Linked DNA regions of Mus musculus: region 1 is linked to region 2. Evidence: chromatin loops called from intact Hi-C (ENCODE). Cell type or tissue: heart. All regions are shown on one strand. Links, peaks and the distances in the headings refer to the core of each region. The heading gives the core; the rest is flanking DNA. Region 1 overlaps Cmss1 (cms small ribosomal subunit 1). Region 2 overlaps Cmss1 (cms small ribosomal subunit 1).

The links. Hi-C counts contacts between places; a loop is a spot of excess contacts. Peaks named below come from ENCODE experiments on the same cell type or tissue, not always from the same donor. Only the 100,000 strongest peaks of a DNase experiment are listed, where the experiment ranks them.
Region 1: a loop joins it to region 2, with 2.2 times the contacts of the local background. A loop is called at or near these places in 13 of 42 quality-filtered maps.

Annotation. Positions count from the first base shown.
Region 1 is chr16:57,414,070-57,426,596 of GRCm38, reverse strand. The region is part of intron 1 of Cmss1 (cms small ribosomal subunit 1); the gene reads left to right. All of the region lies in intron 1 of Filip1l (filamin A interacting protein 1-like), which reads right to left. It also overlaps the pseudogene Gm20956. Among named protein-coding and RNA genes, the nearest start is that of Filip1l, 67 kb to the right of the region's middle. In heart, for the core only: no CTCF peak of the experiment used is centred there; DNase peaks (open chromatin) are centred at 3,396, 5,126, 5,766 and 7,036; H3K4me3 peaks cover 383 bases; H3K27ac peaks cover 2,977 bases.
Region 2 is chr16:57,571,516-57,584,042 of GRCm38, reverse strand. The region is part of intron 1 of Cmss1 (cms small ribosomal subunit 1); the gene reads left to right. Filip1l (filamin A interacting protein 1-like) reads right to left here. Exons shown (of 5, transcript NM_001040397.4): 5 at 11,239-12,527. The coding sequence ends at 11,597. Among named protein-coding and RNA genes, the nearest start is that of Cmss1, 29 kb to the left of the region's middle. In heart, for the core only: a CTCF peak has its summit at 6,319; no DNase peak of the experiment used is centred there.

The DNA of each region.
Region 1 (12,527 bases), core at 2,348-10,347, 160 kb after region 2:
TATATATATATTCTTTTAATTTGACAGAAAATGTCTACTATTTAGGTAAGGCATCAAACTCAGATTTTTGGTACAGAAACACTCATAATTCAAATTAGGCTTTTTAAAGGTATTGCTGATGATAAAGAATGTCAGTGTTGGCTTTCACAACAGGGACAGGGGTGCAGCTCTTACAAGGCTTTCATTCGAGCAATGCATGCACACAAGTGCATTTACTTAACAGGATTTCTCCCAGAGCAGGGGGTTCAGGACTGCAGGTTTATGCTTTTCTGGTGGGACATTTTCACTGCTGGTCATTTAATATAAGGCAATGGCTTGGTTTATAAAGCAAAACCATCTTCATGGAGTCATCCAAGAACTGGTGGGTGCTCCCCAGAGGGTCCAAAGGTTGATATTGGACTTTATTTGTATAGGTTGACTGATATCTCATTAGTATATTTGTATAGGTTGACTGATATCTCAGATCCATATTTATTTATGTTTTCTAAGGTGATCAGACCAGTCTCGCTTATAATAAAATCTGCAGATATTTTCAAGTTCCTTAGACCAAAAGCATTAAAACAATGAACCCCAGAAGGCTGTGGGTGTCCCTTGCTTCCTTTCAATCTTCCAAATTGACAGGTAATGGCTTCTTGCAGGCTACCCATGGAGCCTCACATCCCTAAGGCCCTGGGCTCTGCCCAGGTGTTCAAACAGGGAGCAAGATAATTTTCAGCATCAGAAAAGGCGGGGTGTAGAGATATATATGTTTGTAAAGAGCGTGCCTGAAGCATTCATCCAACATATGGTCCAAATGGAATGAATAAAATGTTCATCAATCACCTGGAGAGGTTGTTCATGACAAAAGATGCAGTAGCTATTTCAAGAGCAGTCGACACACACAGCATCCTGCTGCAAAAATGGTTACAGTGGCCTCTTAGGGGGAAAGGGTTTAACAGCACAGCTTTTGTAGTGGTGTGTGCTGGAGCGCTCTCTGCTGCGGTTATCTGAAGACCATTGTGAGAATGACCTATTGGTTTTAGATGCTATGGGGGCTTCTAAAATAGCATACTGGAAACCCCAGGAGATTCCTAATGGGTCCTTTGCTCTTCTGCAAAAACCCTTTGAGGTGCTGATGAAGTCACACCTCTGCTCCTGTGTCATCCTAATGTTAGTAACCCTTCCCGTTAGAGTATGTGTATCTGGTTTTCCTAATTTCAGCAGTTCCTGTGTTGTCACCATGATGAAACATGACTAATGCATCCAGCTCTGTCTGTCTATCACCGTGTCACGGCCACCTTTATAATGTCAGGCCTTCTTTATCCCACACTGGATTCTTTGGACGCAGGTCTCAGACTCGGAATTCCTATGGGTTGTCTGTTGTGAAATTTGAAGTTTGTTAGGCTCTGCGAATGAATAAGGAGACAGATGTGGGATATGTTCCTGTTCTCTGGGATCTCGTCAGAGCTGTCTGCAGTAATTAATTACATTTAGCAGTCAATGCAGTAACATGTCTGTAGTAACACAGAACCAAAACCTAAGACTTGCGTAATTTTATGCCTGCACACACCACAAACCTAACTTAAATTTTTTTGTAGAATAGTCCTTGAATCTGATTTTGTGACAGCATGTTAAAACAGGAGACATTTCCTAGGTCTGTCTGTTAAGAGGAGCCTGCTACCTTAAAAACATGATCCTGTACAGCCTCAAAAGCCTGTACAGTTCCTCAGTGTCACTCCCTATACAGGGGTCTAGGGCTTGTTGCAGAGATAGCTGACTCCATGGATAATGACGAAAAAGCACATGAGCTTGGGACACTTTCCATGCCAGGATGTTAGGAAGTTTCCTGGGAAATGGTTTGGGAATAAAGAACCTGCCAGTGACCCCTTAAACAAAGTGATTGTTGCACTGGCATCAGGACAAACTGAGTCATGTGCATGTTGATGTTATGAACTGAGAAAGAGGTCTCACTAAAATGCATAATTTAGTACTAAAGAGTATCAAACAGTTGTAAACCAAAGGCATATCAGAAGTGTATCATAAATACTTTGAAGCACGGTATCGATCCAGTTTTTACTGCTATAAGAAAATGCATGAGGCCGAGCCATTCATAAAGGAAAGAAGTCCATTTAGCTCACAGTTCTAGAGGCCGTAAGTCTGAGGCCAAGCCAGGACCTCACGCTGTGTGAGAGATAGAAGACAGACAGAAACTGTAGTATTGAAAGGAAAGAGGAAGCAGGCCTCCTTACTACAGCATCCCACTCAGATGGGAACTAATTGAATTCTTGGAGGGTTGACCCACTCTTAAGAGCCTGACCAAATCCCAGTGCTTCCATCTCATCTCAGCACTATCTCCATGGGCTTCTGGGAACAACACATCAGTAAGTGATCCTCCATGTTGTTAGAAAACAAACTTTGGCTATTTGGGGACAAAGGCGCATAATCTCTGCAACTTGCTCAGATGGATTTTTAAAAAGCAATGTGTGTATGTTGAAAGAAAATATAATGCAAGAGTGTTAAACTTTTAGCAGTTTGGCAAGTGTGGGAAGAGTCAACTAATTTAGTGCCCTCCCTGCAACTTTGAAGCTGGTAGTTATTTTTTCAATTATTAAAAATAGACTAAAATAGCAAACACACATTTAAAGTTATCTTCACTGTAAAGGCAACTCAGCAGAAATCTAAAAAAGCATCCCTAGGCAAACTTAGAGAGCAATTTCTATTCCCTCAGCAAAGAGACCTACAGATGTCCATTAATAGACTTCATATTCAAACTACAAAATGTATAAATGTGTCAGAAACAAAGTTCCCAACTGTTCATATATTACCAAGGCACACCTGTCCTCTGTGTCTAATCTGAATCCACCTGTGTTCTATGTCTATTCTGAATCCATCTGTCTAATCAGAGGGTGTGTGTGTGTGTGTGTGTGTGTGTGTGTGTGTGTGTGTGTGTGTGTGTGTGTGTTTCAGAGCTTTGTGCTGATGCTGATGGATGACAAGTCGCTCCAAAGCCTGAGCCTGTGTCATGTGAGCAGCTTCTCCGTCACAGGAAGTGAGTTTCACACCAGCTCCCTCTGCACATCGGGCCCCAGAGCATTAGGTTTTCCTTCATCTCTTTTCCTCACAATAAAAATACAACTAATGTGGGAATATGAAGTGGAGTGGAGTGAGGAGTCTTTGATACCGAGACAGTCCAAAGAATGTTGTTTTACTAATGACAAAGAAGAAAAAAACATGCAATTGTCCAAATTCTAGCTTGACAAATCACCGTTTTTCACATCTCCCCCACTGTTGGTATTCTGTCTGGACTCCACCCCCAGTTACCTGGCAACAGCCAGGATGGCTGCTTGCCCCCTCCTCTCTCTCTTACTCCTACTTCCTGCTTGCTTCTCTGGTGCCCTCTTGGGCTCTTCCCTTCCCCCCTCTCTTCATGTGGTCATGGCCAGCCTCTACTTCTCTACTTCCTCCCTCTCTCTTGGCCTTGCTTCTCACTGTTCAGTTTGTGTTGTGGAAACTCACTAAGCCACACAGGCTGACCTTGGCATCGCAGGCCTTTGCTTCTGCTTTCTAAGGAGCTGGGAATACAGTTCTATGCAAGCCCAGGGTTTCATTGGTGTTTAATTCTATGGAAATGACTGTCCTAAAATTATGGTTCATCAAACACAGATCTTCTCTTTGCTTTCACTGTAGTGCTGAAAAACATTACACACTCTATCTAACTAGGTTAATACTCTTTACTTATTAACTTGGCCTCAAAAAACTTGACCAGCTTCTTTCTCCAAGGGCTTTTGATAGTATGGGAGAGGGGGCTGTTAACGAACACAAGACTTCCCTGCTACCAGAATGTTAAAGAGCTAAAAGTTGATTTTGGAGGCTCCTACTGAAACAGCAATTTAGATTAACAATTCATGGGAAATAGAAAAATTAAACATATTTCAAATTAAATAACATGAGATTCAATCTTGCTGTAATTTGGAGTGGCAGAAGTATCTCAGGAAAGCCTTAGGTATCTGGCAGAATCTAGAAGAGTAGCTTCCCTAAGGTTGATATTCTTCAAGTCACTCTTGAGCCAAGATCTCAGTTTATTCTTGAGTAGAATATTAAACAAGACATGGTAAATTTCTTCCCAATAGCTTTCTTTGTAGTCAGCAACTTTATCTGTCCACATCCTTTTTATGTAGGACAACTAGAACCTCTCCGGACTGCATGACTGTTCCTTTTCTTCCTGCCCCTCACCAAAGTTGATGAAAAGTGCAAACCCAAGCCGGTCTCTGGTGTGAGTAATCACCTGCAGTAAAACTAAGTCAAGGCAAATCTCTGCAGCCTATGCAGCCTATTTCATGGTTCTCCTGTTTAACTTCCTCTTTCAAAAGAATCATTAATTAGTCAGCTAAGCACTCAGCCTGTACGCAATAAATGAAAGCTCTCTCTCCTGAGAACCATTTGTATCATTTCCGTACACAGCATTTCTTTTTAATGTGGTGGAGTGCACAGATGTGACCGTAGCTTACTCCGGCATAGTTTTGGTAGCACTGAGAAACATCTGCATGGTTTGCTCGCAGCCTTAGTAACTTAAGTAGTGGCTCCTTGGGACTTCTCTGTGCCTGCTCTTATCCTTTCCTTTTTTTCAAGGTGAATTCACATCCAGGTGAATAATGCACCAAATCCCACTCTTGAATGTTCATCTTGACAGCCCCTGGGCACTGTCTGGGTTAACAGTGCATACACAGGCCATTGTTTGCGCTTATGTATTGTAAATGGGCTGAATAGTATGTATTCTACCTGGGGTTGTGACATTTGTACAGTGGTGCTGGCAGCCATGTGGGAATCTGCCCATGAAGGCCCAGTTGTGGGATTGTAGGATTGGTTGTAGGATTGTTTGGCTATAGAGAGACAGACTTTGGATCAGTGCTTAGAGTGTCATCCCTTCAAGTCTGGGCTATACACTTGAAGAATTGCCTTTTTTGACCTAGGGAAGGAAGACATAAGAGTTTTAAAAAGAAAGCCGCAGTGTTCATAACCACTTCATTCATTCTGCTGTGGCTTTTGCAGAAAGCACATCTCCACTGCCAATCCCAAGCGTCCCAGTTACAGAGCAGACTCTGTATGACCTGCTCTGCTTTCCTTAGACAGTGGGATTTGATCACACAAGGCTGGTTGCCAACGTTTTCTTTGAGCTCAGATGTGGCTTAAATGCAAGAAGTCACTTCCTGACACCTTTCCCCTCTGACCACCCCACCCTAAAAATCACCATTTTGAGACAAATTCTGGGATCTACAAAATGTACTGCCTGTGTTCCGAGTTAATTTGGAGAGTGGCTTTTTATGGCTGGTTTACAATCCTTAGAAAAGCCCGACTGTGATGGAAACACTGTGACATCCTAAGCTGTGACAAACGATCTGTTCTTGAAGATAGATGTAGCTTTGTGTCTGGGAACCTAAATATTTACTTTCCCCGATGATTTAATGTATCTTTGTTCCTTTCCACACTAAGCTTTTCTTTCGGGCATCCCTGCATCTCTAGGCTCCTCTTTTTTTTTTTTTTTTTTTTTTTTTTTTTTTTGTAGCCCTGTTATATCAGTGTTTTGTGATGTTACAAAAAAGCAAAGTGTGAGGTCAAATTTTCCATTACATACCTCAGCAGGAATGCCAGGGAGTTTAGCCAAACTAGGGCTACAAAAAAAATAAAAATTACAGGAAAGATGATTCATTAGTCAACAATTGCCTTCCCAAGAAAATACAATTAGTTATATGTAGTTGGTTTGGGGAAGGAGGGGTGAGTTCACACAGGCTGGTGGGGGAAGGGAGTGGGGACAGTATCTTAGGACTCTACTACGTGGTTTCAAACTTCATGATGTTTTCAAGTCTAACATCAGAGAAAAGAAAGCTGTCTGTGCTTTGATTCCTCAGTATCTTTTTTTTTTTCCTTCTGTTCACCACATGTTGTCCCTGATTGCAAATTGGATCTTTTGCTATAGAGGCCCAGCGTGTAGCTCAGTCTGGACAAGAAGGAGCTACAGCACCCTCTTTCCTGTCTTTCCTCTGATTCAGGACTCTTCTTCCAGTTCACAGTAGGTCTTCTTGCAGTTCACAGTAGGTCTCCTTTCTCTTCCCCTTTGATTGCTTTGACTATAAGATCAAAATCTCTGACCTTTTAAAAAAATATTTTAAGATTTATAGAAACCCTAGAACTTTGTCTTTAGATATAATTATAACTACATATTCAAGATCCAAAATTATGACAGTGGGGGCGGGAGGTGGGATGGGATTAGCATCAAAGTTAGGAAGACCCCCGACTCCTAACAGTCATCTTATGAAGAAAATTTTATAATTATAGCACTCAGTGCTATAAATGCTTACTCACGGTGAGTCTTCTTTGAAAAACAAACAAACAAACAAAAAAACAAACAAACAAAAAACTAGTGAGTAAACCAGCCAGTAACAATAGCCAGCAATAGATAAGGTGACTCTGTTGTCTGGCGCTCCATTAGCCAGCCAGCAAGCACCATGATCGTAATGAAATATTAGCCAACATCTCCCGATGCTGCCAGATCCCTGTTCACCACTGGCACCAACTGAAAATGTTAAGGCACCCTATTTTATTTTAAGTTTTTGGAAATTGATAATCTGTGTTTGGTTTAGACACTGTTTGCCGGATTACATAATCATGCATTCCTAACCCCTCTGGATGATACTAAATTCACTGAAGAATTTGTTTTCCTTTTATGGAGAAAATGAGGAAAATATCAAAAGGAGTTTTTTTTTTTTTCCTTTTGCCAAATAGTTGATAACCCAGTTGCTATATTATCGTTTCATCCACACAAAGGGATTGAAACAGGAGGATTAAACCTTTTAAAGTGACTTTACACTTGATTGTTTCCTGCGGACAGTTCAAGGAAAGAAATGGACTGAAGATGAGAAACCAAGCCAGAGTCCCCAGGTCTTGAGAACTGGGACAAATGTAACAAGCCTCCACTCACCACAGAAAAATGCGAAGCCTTGTACGTCAGTAGCGAGACCTGACAGAGCAGAACAGGGAGGACAAGGAGCAGCAGACCCTGTGCTGGCTGTGTGTGCCCTGTGTGCTTGTCGCCACAGCCTGGCCTGAGGATCAGTGACAGACCACCCAGTGGAGGATGTCCAGTCGCAGTGATGAAAGTGAGGTCCTGGATGGAAAATAAGTGCTGGCCAGTCCTCACAGCCAAAAGAAACCTTGCTTCAAGCATCTTTAACAGTCTATTCTTTCCTCTCTCCTCCCTTATCTATACCCCCCCACACACACACAGGGGGGGGAGGGCGGGGGGGGGGGGGGGACTAGTACACTGTTTTTTTCCATTGCAAAAGATTTGTTTTGTCTTTCCAAAATCCGTCTACTTGTGTTCCTTCCAGTTAGATTACATAAAGATTTTTATTATAAGAGTTTTATGGCAAACACTCCAGCTCCAGGAATTCCATTGGACCAGGTACTACCAAGTAGCCCCAAGATGCCAATTAATGAGATAGAAGTATTGAAGGCAAAGACAGCCAGCCAATCTGACTCTAGTAAAAAGGCAAAGGACTAGGTTCCTCTTCTATGCGTACTGACATTAACTCCCGGGTTATATAGGAAAGGATTGAAGTGGAGGGTCAGAAGCATGCATAGAGAAATGGCCTTAAGTCAGACTGAGGTCTGATCGATCATTAGTTCAGGATAATCAGAGAGCCTTGTCAAAACCGCTGATGCACTTATCAGATCTGTGGCTCCCTGGAATCCAAAACAGTCACAAGAGAATGATACAAATCACTGATACCAACTGCAGGAAAGTGCTTTTGCTAGTCGCTGGGCATCTGCAGGCCCATGTGAGAGTTGATGCATTTTAGCAAAAGCATCCTCCAAGCCCTAGCTGCAGATAACCTGCTTTATTCCTGACTCTCATTTCGCTCAGGCTTTTGCTACTCAGAAAACTCTAAGGCATCGCTCCTTAACTTTCCTCGTGCTGTGACCCTTAAGTACAGTTCCTCATGTTGCAGTAAACCACCCCCCCCCAATTATTTTTCTTGCTACTTCATAACTGTAATTTTGCTACAGGTACAAATCCATTTTACAGGTGTAAATATCTGTGTTTCCCGACGGCCTTAGGGGACCTCTCTGAAGGGATCAAGGCCCACAGGTTGAGAACTGCTGCTCTAAAGTCTCCTTTCTCTTAGCTACACCCACTTTTCTCCCCTGGACTACATACAGGCCAGTAGATGCTGGCCATGTCACACTGGGGCGTAGGAAATCGGATCTCTGCCCCTATTACCATTCCAACCAGTCTCTGCTCCTTTTTCCATCTTAGTCTCCAAGCACATGGGTGAGGAAGGACTTTGAGACTTCAAAAATTCCCATCCCTAAAGCTTATAGAACTCATTTGCTTTAAAGGATATTAGAAAGGACTGTGTTTGGGGGAGGGAGGGGGAGGAGACCTGGCTAGGCATGGTGATTCATACCTTTAATATTCACTCTCTAGAGGGCCTGGGATCCCCTTGAGTTCAAGGCCATCCTGGTCCACATAGCAAGATCCTGGAGAGCCAGGACTACATAGACAGAACAAACAGTAAAAAAAAAAAAAAAACCTAAGGCTTTTGTTCAAACCCTATGACGTTGACCAGATTTCTTTAATGATATGACAAGTGCTGATTGAGCACTTCACATATGCTAAGCATACTCACTACAACATAAACTTGGTCTTTGTCCTCATTGAATTGATATTTAGTTGGGCAAGGTAAATAAATAAAGCCTTTAATAGATATTATGTGAGCATTTCAAATACATAGGTGTCAGAAAGAAGAAATGGGAGAAAATTGAGTGGAGAGGCAGAGAAGGCTATTTTGTGAGTAATAGTTAAGTCAAGGCTCTCACAGTGGGCAGGTGCCAGCCAAGCATAGGGGGTAAGAGCTACCCAGGTTGTAGGAAAACCTATCCCTAAGGCACTAGTGCAGGAGAGGACCTGGGTCAACAAAGGAGCTCTGAGGCTGGAGCCCCTGAATGAGAAGAAAGTGGAAAGATAGATTTAGTAAGACACTGTAGACATGGCAAGAATTTTGGTCTTTTCTAGTAGCAATGATTAGCCACTTAAGTTAAATTACATGTGCACACATGCGCGCACACACACATAAACAAGACAGTTTCCGGTTCTCAATGTAGAGAATAGGATCTTAACTTATGAACTGAAGTGATTCTTCCATCCCTGCCTTCTGAGTAGCTGCATACTAGGCTACATTCTGTACGGAGTGAGCCACCATATGACCTGGGAAATACTTGGGGGTAAAATGTGATCACAGAGGTATTTAAATTCCTCTCACTGTATTTCATCAAGTGGGTGGATCCAAGGCAGCTCAAGGGCATGGTTGGAGCGCTTGCTTTCTCTCTGGATTTGAAACATCGCAAAGGAGAAGAGTGGTGCTTAAGACTGCATTCTTCCGGGGTGAGGTGCGATTTCCAGAGGGAAGAATTCACATCTGAGCAGTGGTCCCGCATTCCGTTTGCTGATTACCCCGAGTGGAGGCACTGCAAAGCCCTTGTAAAGATAGTTCAGAGCTCGGGGTGTATGTGTAGGTTGTAACCTCAGTTAGGTAGCAGTGTAGAGATATTTAAACGTGAGCATGAATGAGCTTAGGAGGAGGTCCTGCCTCTAAGAGAGAGCTCAGAAGACCTCCAGGCCTCTGTTGCCACAATGATAAGTTTGAAATTGTGGTATCTGAGAAAAAAAGGTTGTGATCAATCCCTAAAGAAGACAGCCTTGAACCCAGCTACTTATAAGTGTTTGGTGTATAGTAATTATCAAAACACTTAACAAAATCTTAGAGCCTCATTCTGTTGACTAAGATGACATTGGCTAACAGCAAAGGAGTTCTAGTAAGGAGTGTGTTAAAGAGTGAACATGCCTCTGTAAGATGTGAGGTAAAGGCATTAGCTTTCATTATATCCATATATATATATATATATATATATATATATATATATATATATATATATATATATATACATTTTTCTTCTCATTTCTATTTTCCATGCAGTTCTCCTGGAGACAAGCTCCTATTCTGAAAAAAATCAAGGGTTTTCATTTTTTCTAGTTGAAGTGATTGGATCCCAGTAAGCCTTGTGAGACTGTGACCAGGTTTGCGGGTTTCTCATTGCCCAGGCAGTGGCTGATTGATTTGTTAAGAAATATCTGGGTGTTCTTTTGTAACATTAGTTTTAGGAAGGCAAAGCCTTTACAATTCCAGACAGCAGCTCTACTGTGAATGTGGGGAGACCACAGAGCTGTAACACATTGCACATGTCGGCAGGACCGTCTGGGCTTCTTGGCATTACTAATGATGGTAATGATCCCACTTGGTGCAGGCAGACCCTCCCTGCAGCTGGTGTCCTCTCTGCACAGGGATGAGGTCATGTGGGGTGGAGGAGGAGGTGGAGCTGGAGAGGATGAGAGAAGAGAAGGGGAAGTTGTCCTGTCTGCATTCCTGGTGGAAAATGGAAACATATTTACCACATGCTTGCTTTGTTCATTTTTTAAGGAATTAGAAAGACAAGGGAACAGAGAAGGATTGTAGGAAGGTAAAAGCTTGGTCTACACACACACACACACATGCACACACACACACACAGGCTGCACAGCTGTCCTATTCACAATCACTGCCCAGGAATCTTCCAGGATTCTGATAACCCTATAAGTCCAATCTGCCAGATATTTGAAACTGCACAGAGCAGGAAATGCCACCTATTTAGATGCCGGGAACAATTGTAAATGGTGGGTCCCGATTCTATGAGCTATACTTCTTGTTCTGCTTCAGGTATGCTGAAAACTGGAACGATCAGAGTTCCTTCTTCATTGACAGTGAAGTTAAAGGTACCTGACTGTGCTCCATTTATCAACATTGTCAATGAAAACAGAAACACCCTCTCTGTGGTTCACTCGCAGTCCAGCTGCTGCCCATTTCCCCAGTTCTGGAGCTTGCTCACTTAGAACTTGTTGACCTGCAATGCCCTGTAAGTTCTCCGCTTGGCACTATTGTTATAGTAATTGGATGTTTGAGATTGTGCAGGGAGAGGAAGCGAGGGGAACTGAAAAACACTCTGACCTGTACTGAGTTAGGGTCCTCACAGACAGCCACTTGGCCATCTCTGTTCTGGGCCAACTCTAACCAACTGGGAGATGACACTGAAGCTCTGTGGAAACGTTCTGAATACCTTACATGGAGAGCAGATCTAGTTCACCTTTGTATGCTCTGTGCTTCATCTTGGTCCACCCACATAGTGAGGGGTGAATGTGTGGTGTAAAACTGTCTTTTATTCTCCTGATGTAATTGTCATCTCAGAGGCTTACTGCCTCAATCTGCTAACCTAGGCCTGGTCCTGGAAGCTTCTATCCTCCATGCAATCTTATCTAGGCCTAGAGTGTTTTCAGCCTCGGAGACTAACTGCTAAGTCAGTTAACTGGTTTTTGTTCTTTCTAAACTCTGGGGCTCTGACTGGTTCAACTCAGCTCTTCTGGTTTAAACTCCTCTTCCAGCTGACTGATTCAATCTGGCTTCTCTCCAGACCTCTGACTGACTTCTCATCTCGGCCTCTGGCAATCTGTTCTAATCTGTCTCATTCTCTGTCTCATTTTGTCTTCACCTGTGTCTAGCTTGTTTTCTCTCTGCATTCTGTCTCTGTAAAATTGTCACAGTAAAACTGCCTTCTCTCCTTTTCTGAACTGTAGAAGCCCTCAAGTAGCTTCCCTCTTCTCTCTCTTCTTGTGAGAGAGTTGGGCACATCCTATTCTGTCAAATCTTTCTCTGATTCATCACTTTGTCTGCCACTCAACTAGACATCACTTTCAAATATAAGTGCTTCCTTCTACAAACTAACTTTACCTTCATTGTTTGGGATTAAAGGGGTGTACTAATGGTGTATCTGAATTCCAGCAAGCGGGTTAAAGGTGTGTGCTAAGGGCTGAGCCACACCACAGCTAGAAATAGTTTTTTTTTTTTTTCAGTAATAACACAATCTCAGGGATCACATTGTGATCAAATGTCCTGCAACAGGATGGGGAGCCAGTTTACCTGTTTTCCACATTGTTAATTGCTGCAGCAAATGAGCATGAGTTAAAAAACCACACCCCTTAATGCTAGAGAAAGAGGCTGTTCTTAAATATAATCACACAGTACTGACTCCTGGTTTGATTTTTTTTTTTTCAGTATGTACTGTAAATAATACTGTTTCAAAACTGCAGAGGTCCAAATTTTACACCCAAATTTTCTAGGCACTGAAGTTTCACAACCTAAGTTTTGGTTTTGTTTTTGTTGTTTTGTTTCATTGTCGGTAAAATGGATATAATGATAGTTTCCCTGCCTACATTCTAAGATCATGTTCAGGATTAAATATTACTAAGGAGGTGAAACTCGTAGAAACCATAGATGGTGTTATTGGAACTTCAATATCTCTGAATGGCTTTAAAAGAAAATTAAGTGTTTTGAATTTTTTAAAGAAAAAACTAGACTGTATTTATTAGTGCTGTTGTTGTTAATCCATCCTTACCCTTTATC
Region 2 (12,527 bases), core at 2,820-10,819:
TAGAAACCTGAATTACCTGTACTCTTCATCTGGGGATTTACTTGCAAGTCTTCTTTGGGGGATAGAGATATAATGCAGGAGGCCTCTTATACAGCCAAAGTGCCAGCTATATATATTAGTTGTTAAAATTGTTATTATCTTTGTCTTTTTTCTTATTTCTATTAAAAAAGTACTTATTTCTTGGTTATAATGTCACTATATCTTTGCTTTATTTTTATTTATTTATTTTTGGTCTTTCCCTGGTTCGTCCTCTGTTCTCTCTGACCTACCCTTATTTGTTGGAGGTACTGATTGCAAATGGACGTTATGGGGACTGGATGATTAGTGCCCATAACTGGGCTTTATTTCTCATCACCTTTGGCCCAGAAAAATGATTCTTTGTCCATGTTCTTTCCTTACAGTCCCGCTTTGTCTTGTTACTGTGAGCCTTTTATAGCCTCACGTGAAGGCATTCTCTATTCTCTCCCACCTTTTCATAAAAGCATCTGTGCCCTGTGGTTTGTAGAGTCCAGGTGTGTTGTTAGCCATGGGGACTTTGTTTAGCACTTCCTATGGGCAGTATTTAGCTTTTGAATAGTGTAGGACTCGGTTCTGAAAGTGTGTAGTGATGAAGGTCCTCTGCAGTGTTGGGTTTCCTGAGACTACAAACCTGAGGAGTTCTAGGTGGTTCTGAACAAAGTGGGCACGAGCTGTTGTGAGAAACATGGATGTGTCTGAACAAATTCACAGCCGATTCCCGCTTTTGTTAGTGTCTTATAGGAGAGGTAACCCATGACTGGGTGAAGGTGAGCGCTGTGACGAAGCTGCAGTGTTTACAAGTGGTTTTGGAAATGGCCGATTGAAAAATAGAAGGATGTTTACAAAGGAAATGTACTTGAGGGAAGAGGAGAAATAGAATATGAGGAGCAAAGGCCGAACAACCCAGTCCCAGAACCAAAGGGGCAAAGAAGGCCAAAGTGCATGCAGGAGGAGAGTTAGGAGCATTGTGCTGAGCTTGAAGGGTGTGGTCAGTGAGAGGAGGATGGGGCAGCACAGGAAGCTAGCCTTGCTGGGAAGTTGGAGCAGCCATCATCGGGGCACCAATGGATGTGCTATTCCTTGGTACAAGGCTAGAGAATTGCAATGATCTAAGGTGGTATGGGGGTAAAAGTTGATTTAGAAAGATGAGGATTATATACAGTAACTATGTTAAAGTACTGTCTGTACTGAGGTCTGGACTAAGGGAATAGTAGCAGGGGCTGAAAGTGGCGGGGACAGAGAAAGAAAGAAAGGAAAATAGTGATAACTAGATCGTGATTGTGGGGGAACAGAGGTTTCTAGGTATTGAACTTGGTGATGAGGAAGGAGGAGGACTAGAACCCCTTAAGGGAGGCAGTGCAATTGGTGTGTGTGTGTGTGTGTGTGTGTGTGTAACTGTTAGCACTGAAGTTTGGGGGATGTTAATAGAGAACCCTTGTAGAGAAATCATCATTTAACTGTGTAGGCAAACTACTTAATTTCTCACCACACTCACCACACTCGTTGCTCCCTCCTTTCTACTGTAAGTACCACTACATCCCTTTCCTAGAATTAGAAACGAATATCTGAGGACCCCTACTTGTGTCTGAATCTTTTCTACAAGTCTGTACAACTTTATGGATAATTAACTAATCCTGAAAAGACCCTTCTCATTACTTGAATACTGTGCTGTGATTGAACCATTATCCATACACTGATTGGCCTGCAGGAAAGGAAATCCTGCCCTCTCTGCCAGTGACCTTTCTGACCACCCTAGCCATTGTGTCTAGACCAAGCAGACAGATTACATAAACTTGGAGTCTGGGGAGAGCTGCCATTTCTTGGCACTAAAGTATGCAGTGAGCACAGGATGTCCCCCTCGAAGCAGATTTCCTTCCTCATTGGCAGTCTGAGAAAAACCTGGAATGTGGCCATAGTTGATAGGTTTCACGAAAAGGTAAAACAAAAGCAAACAAACCCAAAAGGAACTGTCCACTGTATCCCCAGGGTTCTCAGTGCTGTCTTGGAAGCTAAAGTCACCAGTCACAGAAGCGTTGACATTTCCCAAAGTTTATGGAGTCAATTTTTACGATTCTAATACTCACAGAGGAGCTTTATATGAGTAAATGGACTGCTCGTGAATATGCTGTGAGAGATACTCTCAGCATGGCTGCTACCCTGTACATGACTTTCTCCACTGCTTCCTAAAGGACGGTCTTGGCCTGGGTATGTTCACGAGGTTCACATAACTTCTCCTTGACCCAAAACTTGTTTGCTTGTTTGTTCTTAGGTGACAGAAGTATCTGACACAATATATTTAGGCAAAACATCATCAAAAGACAAAACAGAAAAGGAAGTAGCTTGCTTTTTTTTTTTCTTCCCTCCTCCCTTTTTAAAAGGGGAGAAAACAAACCTATCAATAGAAATTCTTGAGGAATTATTTTGAGTTGTTTGAAGGGTGGTTGTGTTGAAAAGAGGCTGTTAACTGTTATGAGGGGGCACGGGAGGCCAAATTAGAAACATAATTTAACGCTGATAGAATTGAACCATAACATTTTCCCTTTTCCCTGAGCTGGGAAAGTAGACAGGTTTTTTGTTGTTGTTGTTGTTTTTTGTTTTTTGTTTTTTTTAATGAAAGCATCAGTTTTTCCTTAGTAAGATATGACACTATTTGAATAGTAGATTTCCTGATTTAGGAATACAAACTAGGACAAATGCAGAGGCATTAGAAGTAGACTAAGTTGATGAGGCTTGTCTTTATGGATGATATCTTGAACCTTACTGGATATTTCCACTTCCAACAGAGGTCATCATCTGGCCTTGAGACAGCCACCTACTTGTAAATTCCAGAGTTTGGGTTATAATGCTTCTCCTATGGGTCATGGTCGCTCTTTTGCTTGCCATATTTGAAGCTCCTATAATTCTATTATATAATAATTATGTTAATTCTCTATACCAACTGGTGGCCCCATCCAAAGCTCACTCTTCATGCTTGGCATTTGTGTACTTTGCCTGCAGAGTCATGCTTTAGGGTAGGATGGAGACTGAGACAGCCTTGTGTTCTTCATGATGATGATAACATGAGAGGTCACGTGGTCTTTCTCTGCCCCATAGGACATGCAGCCCTCCCACACCTGCTATTTGTGGGTCTTAACTTTTCACAGTCACTGGCTATTGGCCTAACAGTAGCTTTAGGATTCAGGAAAAGTTGGAGGGAAAAATAAATCACTATTGCCTGTTTTATTGAATGTTTTATAAGAAATGAACTCTGGGCTAGGCCTCTAGGGGTAGATTGTTTCAGTTGATGAGAATTGTGAATATTATCCAGATAGAACAATGGTGGGTGAGCCCTTCCTGTGTTTAAGTGCATTCTTAGGGTGTTGGTTGAAATGGCATCTATCTGGGGTAATGTTAGGCAAGTGTGTCTGTCACCATAAGTAGTAAAATACAGTTTATACTGACTGCTTTCCCTTGCATTGAAGTAGTTTCGATGGACAGAAAATGGGGCAGTGAGAGGCATGTCTTTACCGTGACAGTTTTGTCACATACTAATGAAAAACCTAGAAAGTCTGTTTTAGTTTATCTCTAAAACTAACAGAATTCCCCCCACCCCACACGTTAGGGTTGTCAAAAAATGAAATATTTCATAAAGGACTCATTTCCTCTTAGCCCCCCCCCTCCACTCCCCCATTATGTAGCTTGATTAGCTAGAAGCCTTCTATGGAGACACAGAGCGCTTCCTGTCACTGTATTCAAGGCCTGTCACAATCTAACTGGTCTGTTCCCTTCCTGAGAACCATCTCGTTCCTGTCACTGTATTCAAGGCCTGTCACAATCTAACTGGTCTGTTCCCTTCCTGAGAACCATCTCGGCTGCACTATGTGTGGCATTTAAACAATGGGATGTGGTCTCGCCTGCATGCTCCAGGTCTGCCAAGTGGGCCTTTCCTAGAAACATCCGTGGACCACCTCAGCTTCTCGTCCCTGTTCATTTCTTACCTATTCCTCAAATCTAATTAAGCCCCAGCCCCCCAGAACCTGCAGTGCTTAATGTCTGTTTCTACAGCAGAGTTGTTTTGTCTTTCAAATGTAATAGCTTCCAGTGAGGGGCAACCTTGGCCTCTACACAACATTTAACTATGATTAAAATATTTTCTTGTTTCATGAGGCATCTAAGGAATAAAAGCCAGAGGGTCTTAAACATCCTATGATGGCAAAGAACAACCCAGCCATTGTCTTCAGCAGGGAATTATTAGACCCATGCTGCCATTAGTCCTGAAGTTGAGTGCTGCTTCATTTGGTGGCTTGGGCTTATATGATGAAAGGTAAAAGAAAGTCATAGACTCTTAGGGAAGGAAACCAGTGTGAAGAGGTCGCCATCTATTAGGCCTCATGTGCCAGTGAAAGAAGTCAGTTTTCTGAAGAAAAACAAAGTTGCCCAGTAGATTGTCTATATATCAGCATTATTCCTAAAGGTTATAGATATGTGACAACTCTCACAGATAATTTACCCATTTTTCAGAAGTTAGAGCCACACATGATTTTAAAATCTATTCCTGGTTGTCAACTTGACAATATTTGGAATGAACTACAATCCGGAATTGGAAGGCTCACCAGTGACCCTTATCTGGAGGCTTGGAGATCCTTATCTGGATCTTGGTTTGAAGATCTTGAGCCATAGTGGCTATGGATTCCAGAAGATTGAATCTCCGAGTTAAGGAACACACCTTTAATCTGGGCTATGCCTTTCATCTGGGATTAAAGGTGTGGTGGAACACACCTTTAATCTGGGCTACACCTTTTGCTGGAGACAATATAAGGACATTGGAAGAAGGGAGTCTAGCTCTTGCTCTTGCTCCTTCGCCTGCTTGCTGCGTGAGACTGAGTAACTGCTAGATCCTTGGACTTCCATCTCTTTTTTTTCACAAAAGTTAAAAGACTTGTCTAAGGCCCTTACCACTCACTGACAAAGGCATGTGCTGGAACTTGGTCTTCCACTGAGTGCCTCTAGCGTACGCTCTTCCTAGCCTACTACTCAGTTCAGTGCAGCCCCCTCCATCTCCAGCGAATTGGAAGTATTATATAATTTTCTACTTGTAAGTGTTGTGTGGAACTCATTCCTTGTTCCATTTCCTCAATACGTTATCAAGGGATGAGTGTTATACTACACAGTGTTGACGAGGATCCACACAGTATGTTTTGTCATGATCAGTATATATCCATGCATACATTGCTCACTTGTATCCATGTAATGCTTGGAAGAAAAGATACCACATGTGAAGAGATTGTTTGTTACTAAGTCACATGAGTAACTTGTCTGGTAGTAAACCCACCTGCACCTATTCGGAGAATGTAGGTTCTGTGAGTCTTTAAGGCCTATGTTCATACATTGTGTTTTTACTTAAACATGACTAGCCTATATAAAAAATATAACAAAACAGTCTAGGTGTGCTGGCACATGCCTGTAACCCCAGTACTGAAGCAAGAAGGTCAGTTCAAGGTCATCCCCAGCTATTAATACAGAATGTGTTTTAGGCCAGATATGAAACCTTGTCTCAACAAGCGAACAAAACAACACACACCCTGTACCACCATGCCCAGGTTTATTTCACATGACTCCTCAGAGGTAATCATGCAGAATCATTTGCTAAGACCTCTTCCCTCCTTCGCCTTCCAATCTGAGTAATACTTTAAATAGAAATTTTAAAATGAGGCTGTAGTTAAAGAGAATTTCCCTGCGATGGCTGACTGATGCCCAAAGTTAGCCAGGAGTGAATCCTTATGATAGCCTGTTGTCCTGATGAAATGTCAATGAATTTGTCAATTCTGCATAGGAACAGTTTTAATTCATTATCAAATTATTACAGTACTCAGAGGTGTTAGACAGTTCTCTCAGTGGACTCTGAAGATTCTTTGGGATGCCTGCTTCTCTGATGTATTTGACTACTTTTAGCTAAAAGTACTTCTTAGCTTTGATAGTTTAAAGGGTCTCTCAGAAAGGAAAGGGCTTGGTGTTTAATCTAAATAAAAATCAACTTAACAGCACTTTTGTTTTGGGAACTTTATTAGCAAGTCACTTGTCTGTCTTATGTTTGCTGGGTTTTGTTTCTTTAGACTGCACTCTCAAGAGTGTGTTCTGGACCCAGAAAGAATAGGGATAAATTCAGGACTTGGGATTTGGGGAAGAAATGGAGCTTGTTGGTATCGGGCCACCTGCCACAGATCACTTAAAGATTTAGTTATTTGTACTTTACTAGTTATGAGACTGGGAACATCCCACCTAATAAATACTAAACCTCATTTTTCATTACACCCTCTAGAGGGCAAACTAGTCTCACTTCCTGGGGCAAGTATAAAATAATCCAAGAGTAGGGGCAACACTTGCCAGTAGCAATATACAGATTTCTATAGCTGTGAAATTCTAACTTCAGGCTGCAAACCAAGCAGATTATTAGATTGTAGCTTAGGATAGATTCTTGTTTTTAGAGAGTCCAGTTTGATTCCATTTGGGGACAGGGGTGGGGTGGGGAACAATGTTAACATTAGGAGAATCTCATAAGGATGTCTTGGCTTTAACTTAGTTACATACAGATCGTAAGAAGGTTGCTGTGGTTGGGAAAGTACTAAGGTGGCAGAATGCTTGGCTTGAGTATAAGAGGCCCCAGTTCAATGTCCTATACCACTAATGCCACAAAGGGAGAAAAGAAAAGCATGTTTGATTCCTCTATTTTTGCTACATGTGGTTTGTCCAATTATATTTTCTCTTGGCACTTCAAAATAAAGAATGAAATTCTTAGAACATAAGAATGTAGAAATAACAGAAATTAATGTAACTGAAGCAAATAAAGTCCTTTCATTTAATATGTCTAAAGACCTACTTTATATATACTCAGTATGAAAGAAGCTGTAAAATAGTTTTCAATTTAGAGTTATTTGAATAAATAAAAACATCACAGAATCTTTGATTATAATGGTTTGAAAATAAAAATACCCTTCTAGAAGGAAACAAACTAGTCATAGGAGGCAGAGGCTGGGAGGGAACTGAAGAGGAGAGAGGAGCGGGGGAGGGGAATGAGAGGCAGGATCAGGTTTGGGAGAGAAGTCCAGAGGGCGGGGAGAATGAATGGAAATCTGCACCTGGGGTGGGAAAGGAGAATCTCTAGAAGGTCCCCAAGACCTTGGATAGGAGAGGCTCCCATAAGTCAATGCTGGTGATCTTAGCGGAGATGCTTAACAATGGGGATATGGAACCTGAAGAAGCCACCTCCTGTAGCTAGGTAGGACCCTCAGTGGCAGAAATTCAGACCCACCCACAAAACTCGACTCAGAACTTGTCCCAACTAAAAGAAATGCAGGGATGGAGCAGAGACCAATGGAAAGGCCAACCAATAACCGACCCAACTTGAAACCCATCCCATGGGCAAGCACCAATCCCTGACATTATTAATGATACTCTGTTTTGCTTGCAGACAGGAGCCTAGCATAACAGTCCTCTGAGAGGCTCTACCCAGCAGCAGAAAAACAGATTCAGGGACCCACAGCCAAACATTAGATAGAGATCAGGGATACTTCTGGAAGACTTGGAGGAGGGATTGAACCCCACATGAAGACCTACAGAGAGTCAACAAACCTAGACCCCTGGAAGCTCTCAGAATCTTAGTCACCAACTAAAGAGCAGACACAGGATGGAGCAAGGGCCCCTCTACCCCCAGCCCCCATCTCCCAGCACATTTGTAGCAGACAGGCAGCTTAGTCTTAATGGCTGCCCAGTCCAGCCTCAGTGGGAGAAGATGCACCTAGTCTGTCATAGACTTGATATGAGGGGATACCCAGGGGAAAATACCCATGTGGGAATACCCAGGGGTACCACCCTCCCAGAGGAGAAGGGGGTGAGGGATAGGGTGAGAGACTCAGGGAGGGAGGGATGGGAGGAGCAGTGTTTGGTATGTAAATTAAGTAATTAATAAAACAAAAGTACCCTTTTAGGATCTCAAAGACTGCATGTCTAAAGCCTCAGCATTGTAAAATAGAATTGTGGGGACCTTCCAATTAGAATTTATATAGTCCTGTCACCATTTTGCACAGGCATAGGTTGAGAATCCCTAATTGGAAAACTTGAAACCTGAAATGCTCCAAAATGCAGACCCCTTGAGCACTTAACATGACACTATAGGAAAACAAACCCTTCATACTATACAAGTTCATTTGTGCATAAAATTATCTCAAAATATTGTATAAAATTATCTTTAGGTTCAGCATGTAAAAGGTGTTTCCATCGCCAAGCTATCTTACATGTATGAGTGTTTGCATATCCTTAAGGAAAAAAAAAATCCAAAATCTGAAACACTTCTGGTTCCAGATGAGAAATCCTTTTATATATGTAAGGATGCATTCTTTATGATGAGATAACCTTTTAGTAAAGATGGTTATGTGATTTTTACCCATAAAGAACAATGACATTATCTTGGGAGAGGTTTTGCCTTTACTTGCTTTTATGTTTCATTAGGTTTTTGTTTGATTGATTGCGATGCGGCCTTGTTCTGCAGCCCTAGCTGGCCTGGAGCTCGTCCTGCCTCAGTGTGCTGAGTGCTGGAGTTAGAGGTGTGCCATCCTCTGTTCTGGGTAGTTATTTAGCTTGCCCCCACCATGGAAACTTGTCAAGACTTTGCTACGCCTTTTAAATGACAAGCAAACTTGCCAGGATATTTAAGTATGTGGTGGAATTCTACAGCTTAAAAAGCTAATGAAATTAGTGGGGCTGAGTAAATGAAATTTGGTGTTGAAATAGGGACTCTGACCAATGAAAGAAAGTAGGAGCTCTTGGGGCTGAGGAGACATCTCAGGAGTTTCAAGCACCACAAGCACTTATCCATACAGAGACACGCATACATACACATAATTTTAAGAAAATAACAATAAAAGTTACAAAAACAGTCTTCAATCAGCCATTCATGGATAGTGCGCCTCTGCCTTCACACATTTCTTACTAAGAGGAGTTCCCAGCATAGCATCACTTCCTTTGCAGGCATGTTCCAGTAATTCAGTGAATGGAAATTCTGTAATCTCCCACACAGACTCTCTCATTCCTCTCTCCCTCTACACACACACACACACACACACACACACACACATGTATGTCTATCATACGTATGTACAGTTTATCAAAAAGTTAAAATTAGAGACAAGAATCTATATTTTATATGTAATCTTATCGGAAAAGAATCCTTTGACTTTAGATAGTAGTGACACTTGTAATAAACTTTGTATGATTTAATAATGAGAAGCTACTAAGTTCATTTTGATGTTTCTATGTTAATTATTGCACTCTTGTAAATGGAGCTAGTCGTTAGAGGCTCTGCAAAATACAGTCAATAGAGATTAACTATCCAGGAAGCCTATTTATAATTGATCTGCAATGATGATTTCTACCCTCTCACAGTAGAGCACATATAGCCTTCTAAAACCTTATTAAAAAGAATTTCTATAGATCTCGTTTAAAAAAAAAGAGAGAATCCTTACAAACTAGTTGATCTGATGGGCATCCGGAGCTTCCAAACTCTTACTAGTTACAATCAATGCTCAGGACATCCAGGTGGGACCCAGTTGATGTGAAGAATCCCTCAGCTGGTTCTCTCTGCTTGTTTCCCCCATTGCTATGGAAATATGTTTTCATTCTGTGCCTTTGTGTAACAAAATCAGGAAGGCTGTTCTTGAATTCTTCCTGGTTTCCATTCATCATTTTGTGATTAGTTGTTTGATACCATTCAAATCTCACATGTGCCCTCTGGTTTAAATGACTTTAAAAGGAGCCCTTTTTTTTTCATTGCTGACTTTGAGAGGACTGCAGTGAGCTGTGTAGTTCCTTTCAGAGTTCTATCCTAACTTGGCTTAAAAATAATTTTGAAAACAGTTAGACCATCATGTATTTTGTAATACAGTTGGGTCTCTGCCGATTCCCAACCCCAAGATAAATGTGTTTTAAACAGAAGCTTTCTCATTTATCATCAGCCTCAGCTTTCATCCACATTTATTTAATCATGATGCAAGCCCACAGCCTTGGTGTTGCAGTTCATCACCATGGAAGTGTTTCTGTCAACAAATCCTTGCTCTGTATCATAAAATTGATTTTACAGGGGAGAGGAAGATACCTTTGACTTTTGAGAGGTCTTCCCAGTTTGCCTGGATGTTGAGATGAACTGCATTTAAAACAATAACTGGCAATAAAATTGACTACACTAAATTTTAATAGTTAAGCGTGTGGAACGGGAATGGAAAAGGGAAAATGGCGAATTAGCTGTTCTGAAGTCATCCTTTTAGAATGTGACTTGGGGACTCGATGTGTAATTTAATATGTTCCTTTAAAAGCTGTGCTCTCTGCCCTGAGGTGTGGAGTGAGTGTGCTCAGGGCTACAAGGAGTTTGGTGTCAATCTCTAGGAAGCTTTGGCAGAGCTTTTTTTTTTTCATGTAACCTGTGAATGGCATAGCAACCACAGAAGAAATCACACGATTACCTCTGCTGCCACGCGGCATGCTTATTTTTAAAAAAGTCTTTTAACTTGTGCTCCTAACTATCTGCAGCTTTTATTTGCTTCTTGCGAGTTCTTTCAGAAATATAAATTGTATGCTTCTGATTGTAGCCTTACTCACAAGCAGGGCAGGGCAGCACCCACATTAAGTAATTTTAGGAACCAAATAACACAGAGCAAGAATTGCACTTTTGTTTTGAAGGAGAATGTCCAGAAGTTTATGTCATAGTGGCTGATTCCAGATTTAGATGTAATATATGCTGTAGGGGGGTTTCAGTCTGCTTGAGAAACCTATCAGCCCTTGATATTCAAGCTAACTTAAAGTTCCAAACTCGCTTTCTGGCTTCCTGTCACCTGCCAGAGCTTTTAATTTTTACCATCAGTGTATTTGTGTGCTCATTAATAGAAACATTTTAATATTATTTTATCCTGACATCTGAAAACATTTTCTGACTTCTGATAGTTCTCTTTTGAGCACTAAAAATACTGAGGTACATCTCAAGAATGGCAGTACGTTTACCATAGTTATTTTGGTTCATTTTGAAGTCATGGACCTGAACCACTTTTTCCTCCTATAATGCGTGACCAGAACTATATATGACAAATAGCTCCTGCTTATTCTATAGGAAAAATTATTGGACATCTTAAACAGGAAATAAAATGATATTGTACATGCAGATATATAACACAGAATGATCAAATGAAAATTCAGCAAGCAATGGCAAAAGTAACAAACTATTTACTGTTTTATAATGTTAAGTAATTCACCAAGACAAGTTGCAGTCAAATTAAAGTGAGTTATGGAAAATGAAATACATAAAGATGTATTTATACAAGTGCAGACTAAATATTTTCCATACAGGTATGTAAATAAAAAGATATACAGTAAGTGCACACTTGATGTGACTATGCAGGCAACACATAGTTAGTTCCAGATACTCTTGTTCAGTCCATGCACAAATCTTCCCAAAGTACAGGTTTAGTCATTCTTCTAAGGGATTTGGAGGGGTGATTAAAAAGGGACTGAGTTCCTTGCAAGAATATCAGTATGAACTGGATGAGGGTGAGGGTGGTCAGTTATATATATTACTTACTGTAATTTGTGATTGTCGAGGAAGAGGTGTGGCTGTTGGTGTGATAGTAATACTGCTGGTGACTTTATTGGTTGTTTTGTTTAGTGCCCCATTAGTTAAGCCTTGAGTTCTGTTATCCTGCAGTGGTGCTGAAGGGCTGGCAGGTCTCATGGGGCCAGCCACAGCTTGCATGTAAGGACTTCCTAAGTGAATGTGGATTTTATTATCCTCAGTAGTTATCACACTTGAGCTGTTACTGTTTGAACGTTGAAACTGCCATGATGACTGCCGGTCTGGGGAGACTCTGAAAATTGCATGCTTGGCGCTGATTTCTATCGGCTCTGGGGAGCAGCCTTGCTCAGGAGAACTAGGTGAACCAGTCATAGCCAAAACCTGAATAGGTGACATTGTCCGTTCTGGAGTCACAGAACCACAGGACTCTGGGGTCTGTGCTCTGGCAAAGGTTGCCATGGTAACTGGGGACATGCTTTGCTCTAAGTTCATAAGGCTTTCTGTAGAGCTTTTGGACTTAATTGGTGTTATAGAGGCATTTTGGAGAATGGTAATCCTTTGCTTTGGGGTGCCACAGTTTGGTATCACCGCTGTGCTGGTGTAGGAGTGAGGACTCTCTGTGGTTGGACTTGTGATTTCAAGAGTAGCTGTATTTTGAATGTGGTCTGGAGTAACCTTTATGTGAAGTGGCTGCCCAGGTGTGTGACTTAGAACAAGATCTCCAGGTTGTACAAAGTTGCCATTGGACTTAGTTTGTATTTTTCCATTCTGAGGATGGCCCTCCTTGGATTTCATCCAGGGAATCCATAGTTTCCTGTTCATAGGAAGAGAAGAAGACTGGCTGCATCTGAAGGACAGCACAGACTCCTCCTCATTAGGGTCGTCATCCTGGTCCTCATTCTCCTCATAGAACTGACCA